Regions from separate parts of the Homo sapiens genome. Here regions 2 and 3 are each linked to region 1. A link is a contact called in ENCODE Hi-C or POLR2A ChIA-PET data. All regions are on one chromosome and are shown on one strand. The core of a region is the stretch at or near the end of the contact, and the rest is flanking DNA. Distances in the headings are between cores, read along the strand shown. Region 1 overlaps PRKCE (protein kinase C epsilon). Region 2 has its middle 59 kb from the start of MSH6. Region 3 overlaps EPCAM-DT (EPCAM divergent transcript).

Region 1 (3,240 bases), core at 441-2,940:
CATCATTTGCTCCCTGATGCCTTTAGTTTCTTGCCATTGCATTGGTTGGACTCTGCTTCTTGACTTCACATTGGGGCATGTGTTTTATTTTATTTTATTTTATTTTTAAGACGGAGTCTCGCTCTGTCACCCAGGCTAGAGTGCAGTGGTGCGATCTCGGCTCACTGTAACCGCTGGCTCCTGGGTTCAAGCGATTCTCCCGCTTCAGCCTCCTGAGTAGCTGGGATTACAGGTGCCCGCCACCACACCCAGCTAATTTTTGTATTTTTAGTAGAGACGGGGTTTCACCATGTTGGTCAGGCTGGTCTCAAACTCCTGACCTCGTGATCTGCCTGCCTCGGCCTCCCAAAGTGCTGAGATTACAGACGTGAGCCACCGGGCCCAGCCAGGGCATGTATTTTTACAGTAAACTCTGGGAAGCCAAGATGGAAAATAAAGCCCTTACTGGCTTAAACCAGGCTGAGGGAGATGGTCTCTTGAGTAAACACCATGCCTCGCTTTCTGTTTAAGCGTATCTTTTCTTTTCAAGCCTGCTCCTTCTGTGTAAGTGTATTTTTCAAAGTGTGACTCCACATCCTTTCAGAAAGTCCTTCGTATCCCATCAAGGGAGTAAGGTGATGGGTGAGAAGCTACTCTAAATAAATTAAGGGTAGTATCTGTTTTGGCTTCAAAGGGCAAAGGATCAAGGTTAGGGCAAGTAGAAATTTCTCCCTCTTGATTTTAAGTGAAATTTTTTATTTTTATTTTTATAAGACCCTAATTGCCTGCTTCATACCTAGAAGGCCAGAAACATTCCTGGATGTTGGACTAGCAAGCCAGAGAACAATCTAAGCAATGCCATTTCACTGGCCCCTTCTTCACCAGAACCCTTCCCCCAATAGTCCCATGCCCAAACACACGCACTCTTCACAGTATCCTCTTGTGCATGCTGCTTGCTTTGAGGGTGGTGCAAGTGCTATTGGGTGTCATTTTATATTACAGTTGTAATGCCCACGTGCCGCTGGAATCTTTGTATCTTAGTCACAGACTTCTAGAGTGTCTGAGCTGGAAGGAACCTTCATTCTCAGCCCCTTGTTTTACAGATGGGGAACTGAAAGCCCCCAGGTTGCCTGACTGTAAGTTGAGGTCTGTCTTCACCAGTTCATGGTTTGTTTTCAGTATCTGAGCAATAACAGCTGCTAATTATTGAGGCCCTGTGCTGAGTGCTTTTCATGCATCATGTCACTTATTTTTCATAACAACTGTATGAGGAAGGTATGACCATCATCTCTCCTTTAAGGTTAGAGAGGTTGAGTAATGTGTTTAGAGTTGGGTGTTGGAGCTGGGTGTTAGCAAAGATTTGAACTCAGTATACGGTGGCACTGGGGCACTGGCTCCTAACTGGTAGGCTGTGCTGCACTGTGTTTGCCAAGTGAGGCTGCCTCTATTCCCACTTCTTCCCTCACTTCCCATCGTCTTTCTTTTTCACTGCCCCACCAGGGATCTTGCTCTCAACTTGCCAAGGTAGGATTCCGACCATGGCTACCATGATGACTTGGAAGCCTGGACTCCAAAGGAAGGAGTTCCAAAGCCTTGATCAATGGAACAGAGGCATTGTCCTTGGGACCCGAAGGAGCTGATACCACGTCACTTATACCAGGATCCTTGCTGGTTAATTCACATAGGGCGGTGGAGGACACAGTGCAGTCTCTGTTTGCACTGGCTTATGGGAGACTGAGCAAGATAGAGTAGAGAGAAAGTAGATGAAAGGTGCCATGAAAGCCATCCTCAGCTCAAGCCTGTGTCTTCTTAGCAGGGGTCATTGCATCCTCTTTATTATCAAAGGGTGTGATCCTAATACGCTTATGAGACAGCCAGTGTAGATGTGATATCAAGCCAGCTCGGCCCTCCCTGGAGCCTCCATCATATGCATCTATGTGTCCCCCTTCATTACTTTCCGATTCCTTTTCCCCCTCCTACAGCAATAGCCTGAAGGATATTTTTAGGCCCCAGTGAGGCTGTGATCACTGACCCTTGGCTTCTGAAAATTTTTACACCGTTTTGAAGGGATGTGCATACTCAGGAATACAGCTATTTTTGAATCTGTACTAGAGATTCTAGGCTGTATCCTCCATGGGGGCTTATTTTTTAAGTTTGAGCAGAAAATATTCCAAGGGACATTGGTAGTGTAATGGATGATGAGCCTGTATGCTGATGCTGATTAGGCCAGAGTGGGTCCAGACTGCTCTGGCCATCCTTGACCGGAGGAAGAACTAGTACGTCCACCTTGCCTCAAGGGGAGCAGATCTGTCAATGGCTCAAAGCCTGGAGTGCAGTTCCTACTAGCTCCACCTGGAGTCTTAAAAGAGGAACAGATCAGCATGGAGGAGATCTTTGGGTCCTGGGCATTTTGCATTTTTTAAGGGTATAGAGTCATACTTTTATAGTTCAACAACATTGACAAGAATGGATGTTTTGAGTCCGTTGGTTAACCTTGGATTTGAAAAGAGGAAGAAAAACAGAAACCACACATTAGCAGGGCAGCACTGAGGTTACAGTCATGTTACCATAGACGCCAGGCTTGAAGAGCCGTTTGGGGACAACAGAGCACAACACTGGAAAAATAAATTTTTTAGAGACAGGGTTCCGCTCTGTCACCCAGACTTGAGTGCAGTGGTGCTCACTGTAACCTCAAGTTTTTGGGCTCAAACAACCCTCCCATCTCAGCCTCCTGGGTAGCTAGGATTACAGGTGTGGGCCACCATACCCAGCTAATTTTTTATTTTTTATTTTTGTAGAGATGGAGTCTTGCTGTGTTGCCCAGGCTGGTCTCAAACTCCTGGCCTCAAGTGATCCTCCTACCTTGGCCTCCCAAAGCTCTGGGATTACAACTGTGAGCCACCAGTTGTAATTTTTTTTTTTTTTTTTTTCCCGAGACAGAGTCTCACCCTGTTGCCCAGGCTCGAGTACAGTGGCACAATCTCGGCTCACTGCGACTTCTGCCTCCTGGGTTCAGGCAATTCTTGTGCCTCAGCCACCTTAGTAGGTGGGATTACAGGTGTGCACCACCACACCTGGCTAATTTTTGTATTTTTAGTACAGACAGGGTTTCACCCCATTGGCCAGGCTGGTCTCAAACTCCTGGCCTTAAGCTATCTACCCGCCTCAGCCTCCCAAAGTGCTAGGATTACAGGTGTGAGCTACCATGCCTGGCAAGCACAACATTTTTAATTTTCAAGAGCTACCAGTTTCTTTTCTGTC
Region 2 (3,240 bases), core at 324-2,823, 2.0 Mb after region 1:
AAAATTAAAAATAAGAACTTCCAAGAAGTCCAGAATCTGCCATTCTGCATGCCTTCTTGGATGTCATGAGAGCATTAGAGTTGCCTCACAATCCAGGTATTTTCTTAATTACAAAAGACTTTAAACCACCCCTCTGTCTTTTGGAGAGCCTTCCCGCTCCTGCAGTTGGCCAGTATTTACAATCAGACTCCGAAGTTTTCCAAGCTGCCATGATCCTTCAAGCTAACAAGAAACAACAAACAGCTGGGGAATATGTCTCTTCAACCTGCTTCTTTGACTTTAACAGAGCCTCACCTGTAGAGAAGTGGGGCCTTGGGATCTGGGAGCTGCTCCAGAACCCCCAACCTCTAGTCCTGCCAGGGAACAGCAACCTATCCAAGCCCTACTACCCAAGAACCCATCTTTCTTGTAAATCCTACACAGAAGATGCAGCCCCACCCTCCAAAACCAAGGGACCACTCAGTCCTGCTGACTCTATCCTCCGAAGCTTCTTGGATCAGCCCCTCCCACCAACCCTTCTGCTATTTCCATGTTTCAGACCTTCAGATGTTCTACCTCCAGCTAGAGCAACATCCTTCTAACTCCAGGCTTCTTCTGGTCCATTGAGATGACATAAGTCACTTCAGTTTACCACCTTCCAAAGACTCCCCATCACCTTCTGGTTAAAGTCCAACACCCTTGAAATGGCATTCATGGCCCTTCATGGAGCTCTCCTGGCCTGCCTGACCTCTCACCACCTCCTGCCTTGCACTTCACTGCGTACAGTCACTACACTGTCTAATATGGTAGCCACCAGCTGCAAGCAGCTCTTTAAATTTCATTATTTGATTTTAGACAGGGTCTCACTCTATCACTGAGGCTGGAGGGTAGTGGCGTGATGACGGCTTACGGCAGCCTCACCCTCCCAGGCTCAAGGGATCCTCTCACCTCGGCCTCCTGAGTAGCTAGGACTACAGGCATGCACCATCACGCCCGGCTAATTTTTTATTTTTTGTAGAGATGGGGTCTCACTATGTTGCCCAGGCTGGTCTTGAATTCCTGTGCTCAAGCAATCCTCACATCTTAGCCTCCCAAAGTGCTAGGATTACAGGCCTGAACCACTGTGCCTGGCCTAAGTTTTAGTTAAAATAAAATTAAAAATTTAGTTTCTCAGTTGCACTATCCACATTTCAAGTGCTTACTAGCTAGAGATTGCATACTGGACAGCATAGAAATAGAACATTCCCATCAACACAGACTTTTACTAGACAGCATTCCTCTAGAAACACCCAAGTGTTTTTATTTTTTTGCACACATCATGCTGTCTTGCCCTGCCAGGTCTTTGCTCATGCCTCTGCCCAAAAGATGCTTTCTTTTATCTTTTCACATGGGTGAGGCTTCGAGACTCAGCTCACAGGTCATCTCTAAGAAGACTTATTCGAATCTCCAGGCTGGGGCAAGTGCTTGGTTCCTGTGTTCTAATAGTTCCTTGTGTTAACTAATCTCTATCTGACCACTTAGCATTTGCTGATACTTCTGTCTCCTCCATAAGACTCTGAGTTCCTCTGGGGCAGGGCCGTGTCTTCGTCAACTCTGTATCCCCAGTGCCTGGCACAAAGCAGGTGTCCTTTGCCGTTGGTCGAACTCATCTGAGTGGAACTGTCAGTGGTGCATGACCATAGAACAGTACAAGTTTAATTGTGTATTAGTAAAGACTCCTATGTAGAGAGAAACAACCTCAACTCAAACCAGTCAAGAGAAAAGAGGAAGTAATGGTTCAATAATTGGGAAGCCCCAGGTTGGTTCTGACTTCATGCATGACTGGATCCAGTGGCTCAACACACGTTACCAGGGCCTGGTTCCCTCCCCAGCTCTTGGCTCTGTTGACTGCCCTGTAACATCCCTCTCAGGCAAGATGACCACGAGTACTGTTGGTCCTTAGTATCTCCAATTTAGCAACCTCAGTGAAGAGAGAAATTCTCTCTCAATTATCTACTTAGTGGTCTCCAGGATGATCCTGTTTGGCCTTGATTTGGTTGTGTGCCCTCCCTCCATGAATCACTGTGGACTGTGAAAAGGAGTAGTTTGTTTGGCTGTGTCATCCTGGCTTACGTGTCTGTTCCTGGGGTGAGAGTGGGGGAGATGAGTATATACGAGCATCATGATTGACAGCTTCACAGGCCACCTGGAAAAAGAAGGCGTTACCCAAAGGAACCAGAAGAATAGATTGCAGGAATAGTGGGAGATAGGGGCTTTACCTCCCACAGGCCCCGCTGCCCATTTGGAGATAGGAGGCAGGGTCAGCTGCTCTCTCAGTGACCTGGACTCCTGCTTGCTTTCTCTTGCCCTTTGTACTTTTCCCATGTAGACCAGAGTCCACTAACCCTCAGATTTCAAGCCACCAATCAGCAGGCTGCAAAGGATCTTGAATTTAGAAGATTTTGCTGGCCCGGAAATACATAGTGATGGAGCTTTGAAAGACAATGGGCCGGGCATAGTGGCTTAGGCCACCCATCACTTTGGGGGGCCAAGGCGGGCAGATCACTTGAGGCCAGGAGTTCGAGACCAGCCTGGCTAGCACAGCAAAACCCCATCTCTACTAAAGATACAAAAATTAAGCAGGTTTGGTGGCGCATGCCTGTAATCCCCAGCTCTTGGCTCTGTTGACTGCCCTGTAACATCCCTCTCAGGCAAGATGAACACGAGTACTGTTGGTCCTTAGTATCTCCAATTTAGCAACCTCAGGAGGCTGAGGCACGAGAATTACTTGAACCCGAGACGGAGGTTGCAGTGAGCTGAGATTGCGCCACTGAACTCCAACCTGAACAACAGAGTGAAACTCTGTCCCAAAAAAAAAGAAGAAGAAAGAAAAAAACTGGCCTCACTCTGGAAAGAACGCTTGTAGAATTTGCCAGCTCTGGTCAAGGACCTACAAGCTGTTGTAACCTTCCTGTTTTTCATGCATTTAAAAAATTAGCTGGGCATAGTGGCTCATGCCTGTAACCCCAGCACTTTGGGAGGCTAAGGCAGAAGGATCGCTTGAGGTCAGGAGTTCAAGACCAGACTGGGCAACATAGGGAAATCCCATCTCTATAATTTTTTTTTTTTTTTATTAACCAGGCATGGTGGAGTGGGCCTGTAATCCTAGCTGCCCAGGAGACTGAGGCGGGAGTATTTCTCAAGCCCAGGGATTCAAGGCTACAGTGAGCTATGATTGCATCACTACACTGCAGCCTGGGCTTCAGAGTAAGACTCTGTCTC
Region 3 (3,240 bases), core at 337-2,836, 1.6 Mb after region 1:
CCACCATGCCGAGCTAATTTTTGTGTTTTTAGTAGAGACGGTGTTTCACCATCTTGGCCGGGCTGGTCTCGAACTCGTGACCTCATGATCCACCCACCTCGGCCTCCCAAAGTGCTGGGATTACAGGTGTGAGCCACCATGCCCGGCTTATCCTGCCACCTTCTAGCCTCAACTGAAAGTCAGAATTCTGGAGCCAAATTTTGGAGACATGTGGAGAACTGATACACAACAATTGTTACACTCTTTCCTCACTAAACTTTTTAAATTTTTTTTTTCATTTTTTATTTTTGGAGACCGTGTCTTGCTGTCACTCAGGTTGGAGTGCAGTGGCACGATCACAGCTCACTGCAGTCTTGACCTTCCAGGCTTAGGTGATCCTCCCACCTCAGCCTGCCGAGTAGCTGGGACTACAGGTGTGCACCAGCACGCCCAGTTAGTTTTTGTATTTTTAGTAGAGACGGGGTTTCACCATGTTGGCCAGGCTGGTCTCAAACTCCTGACCTCAGGTGATCCACCCAGATGATCCACCCGCCTCAGCCTCCCAAAGTGCTGGGATTACAGGCATGAGCCACTGTGCCCAGCTGATTACTCTTGTCTCCTGCTAAATCACAGACGTTTGGGGAGTTCCTTCAGGACCCCAATAAACTTGTCTGTGGAGGCCTGGGGAGTCTCTTCAGACCCCCAATAAAATTTGTTTAATCCTAAATGGATCCTGTTAAGAATTCCTCCATTATTTTGTCACGCTTTAAGGCCCAGGAAAGGCCTAGGCAAAACTCTTGGTGGGCTTTTGTTACATTCCAGTCTTTGTATAAGGGCACTGGCCCTTTCAGCTTTTAATATTTAACTTAACTACTCAGTCAGTACTTTCACAGTTGTTATGGAAGCCTGAGGATCTTGCCACTGCGCTCTAGCCTGGGTGACAGAATGAGACCCAGTCTAAAAAAAAGAAAAAAGAAAGAAAAGAATGTCCTGTATTCACACAACCACCACAGAACTGGACCTTCTTGAACAGTGCAGCATGGCTCATTCCTTCATTCTTTGATATCCCAACCCCTGCTCAGCATCTGCAGCATGGGGCACAGAGCAGGCACACCCTCCAATGCTGCTCTGTTCACTAGACGGCAGCTTTCTCCTCAGCCCTCAGTGTTCGGCTTGTGCACAGAAAACGTGAATCTAGATAATAAGAGCAAAGAACATCTCCACGGGACATAAGTAAACCACCACACCCCACCCACCTCTATCAACCTTATCTGCTTACTTGGAGCTCTGATCTCTAACAGGCAATTAATCCTCCCTTGTGGAACTCAAAAGTCACCTACCCATTCCCCAGGGAGCTGGGTGATAAGAAAGCGCAAAGTTTAGGATTACTCTTTGATAAGAGTCTTGCTTAAACAAGATCACATACAAAAGCCTGTCTGATCCCCACACCCTTCTCCCCTGGCTCCCCTCTCTCCTTTCTTCCTCTCTTGCTTGTAAGATTGCAAGATTGTGCAAGCCAACCCACAGACTTGGGCTCTGAAAGGCCTAATGCAAATTGCTTTTAGACACACACATTTCTTTCCCAGCCCTCTGTATTAGTCCACTCCCCACCCAGCAGGCCTCACCCTTACCCCCTACCTGGGAGTTGACGCTTGGGGCTCCCCTGGGAGCTGATTGCCCTGGTCTGCTCCTGGCCACTTCCCATTGGTGCTTGCTCATTTACATTTTAAAATTAGAGCAGAGTTCAACACTGTGGTTGGCTTTAGTGGCTCTATGAATTGTCCTACCCTGGTGAGAAAAATGCAGACAATATAGCCACCTGGGAAAACTTTGCTCCTAAAATAGCGCAGCCCCCACAGCATTCTGGCAACAGGTTGCTCTGTGGTGAGTCTCTGGCTCTGGGCTGATAGAAACACCCGGGGATGTAAATAGCAATGAGAAAAGGCCACTTGTACCACGATGACGTTTCGTGTTGGCGGGTTCTACCCCCACCCCAACCCCACCTAAGTTCTCTATTTTTGTTTTGCTTAAACTTCAGCTCACAGCATAAACACCCAGGGTTGAGGCTCCATTCTGCCCTAGAGCTGTGAGTGCAGGGTGAGGGGTTGTGGTGTCCTGTTCCTCCTACCATGTCCCAGCCCCTCTGTTTCAGTCTCAGCACTGTCCTCCCAGACCCTCCCTTCTGAAGGTCAGTTCCCTCTGCTGCAAAGTGGGAATAACAGCATTCGTTGGGAGGGTTGAATGAGTTGACAAAACCCATGCCTGGCACAGTGCCCGCCTGTGGCAGGCTGCAGTGTCTCAGGCCATGATTAAGACAGGGTTGTGGCAGTGATGCAGGTGCACACAGTGGTGAAGAAGCAGACGGTGGGGACCCTCTTGGCAGTCCCCGACCACACAGATGCATGGCAGGACCAGGAGGTGGGGGGCCTCAGGCTGAAACGGCCATCTCCCCAACTCCTCCTTGTTTGTCGGATTCCAGGCCAGCGCCTGGCAGCCCTTCGGCACAGAACTTCTTGTACATTCCACAGCAAGTGAAAGGGCTTTTGTCCCCACACAGGAAGAACAAATGACAAAGGCAATTGTGTGTCTCCCCACGGGCCCACACAGCAAGCTTGGGAAGAGAAAATTCTTTCCCCAAGAGTCCAGCTTTGCTGGAGCGGTTGCAGTCACAGATCAGTCAAACTGTGGCACAGCTCTGGAAGAGTGTGGCATCTGAGCTCCCACATGTGTGGCAGGGTGCTCATCGCACGCCCAGCACACACACATGTGCACAAACTCCAACACATTGCTCCTGCCCAGACTAGCTGGGCAGTGCGTCACAGATGCTCTAGCTGCAGGGGCTCAGGAGGGCATCACACCCACCCCCTTCAGGAGGTTATGGCTTTATTATTCCCTGATATGGTTTGGCTGTGTCCCTACCCAAATCTCATCTTGAATTGTAGCTTCCATAATTCCCACGTGTTGTGGGAGGGACCCGGTGGGAGATAATTGAATCATGGGGGCAGTTTCCCCCATATTGCTCTCATGGTAGTGAATAAGTCTCATGAGATCTGATGGTTTTATAAGGGGAAACCGTTTTCGCTTGGCTCTCATTCCCTCTTGCCTGCTGCCATGTAAGACGTGCCTTTGCTCCTCGCCTTCCTCCATGATTGTGAGGCCTCCAGCCATGTGGAACTATGAGTCTATTAAACTTCTTTTTTTTATAAATTACCCAGTATGGGCATGTCTTTATTAGCAGCATGAGAACAGACTAATACATTC

Evidence for each region. A loop is a pair of places that touch in the nucleus more often than their neighbours do. ChIA-PET counts read pairs that join two places held with the same protein, here RNA polymerase II (POLR2A). Pooled maps may share reads with other maps.
Region 2: a loop to region 1 is called in a pooled map, with 8 times the contacts of the local background. The contact joins two enhancer-like sites. A Hi-C loop is called at or near these places in 3 of 37 single-sample maps with no recorded cell type and 2 of 50 pooled maps. POLR2A ChIA-PET finds 5 or more read pairs at or near these places in 1 of 52 experiments (OCI-LY7).
Region 3: a loop to region 1 is called in a pooled map, with 30 times the contacts of the local background. The contact joins two enhancer-like sites. A Hi-C loop is called at or near these places in 3 of 37 single-sample maps with no recorded cell type and 4 of 50 pooled maps.

Annotation. Positions count from the first base shown.
Region 1 is chr2:45,727,566-45,730,805 of GRCh38, forward strand. The region is part of intron 1 of PRKCE (protein kinase C epsilon); the gene reads left to right. Among named protein-coding and RNA genes, the nearest start is that of PRKCE-AS1, 54 kb to the left of the region's middle. RefSeq lists enhancers at 2,172-2,251, 2,632-2,771. Within about 2 kb of position 1,691, at least 5 of the 41 ENCODE cell types and tissues checked have a DNase peak (open chromatin) inside an H3K27ac peak, as active enhancers do; they include OCI-LY7, where a contact is called at or near this core.
Region 2 is chr2:47,722,763-47,726,002 of GRCh38, forward strand. No RefSeq gene overlaps it. Among named protein-coding and RNA genes, the nearest start is that of MSH6, 59 kb to the right of the region's middle. RefSeq lists an enhancer at 1,483-1,932. Within about 2 kb of position 1,574, at least 4 of the 41 ENCODE cell types and tissues checked have a DNase peak (open chromatin) inside an H3K27ac peak, as active enhancers do; they include OCI-LY7, where a contact is called at or near this core.
Region 3 is chr2:47,308,750-47,311,989 of GRCh38, forward strand. The region is part of intron 3 of EPCAM-DT (EPCAM divergent transcript); the gene reads right to left. Among named protein-coding and RNA genes, the nearest start is that of BCYRN1, 25 kb to the right of the region's middle. RefSeq lists enhancers at 853-1,042, 2,303-2,372. Within about 2 kb of position 1,587, at least 26 of the 41 ENCODE cell types and tissues checked have a DNase peak (open chromatin) inside an H3K27ac peak, as active enhancers do.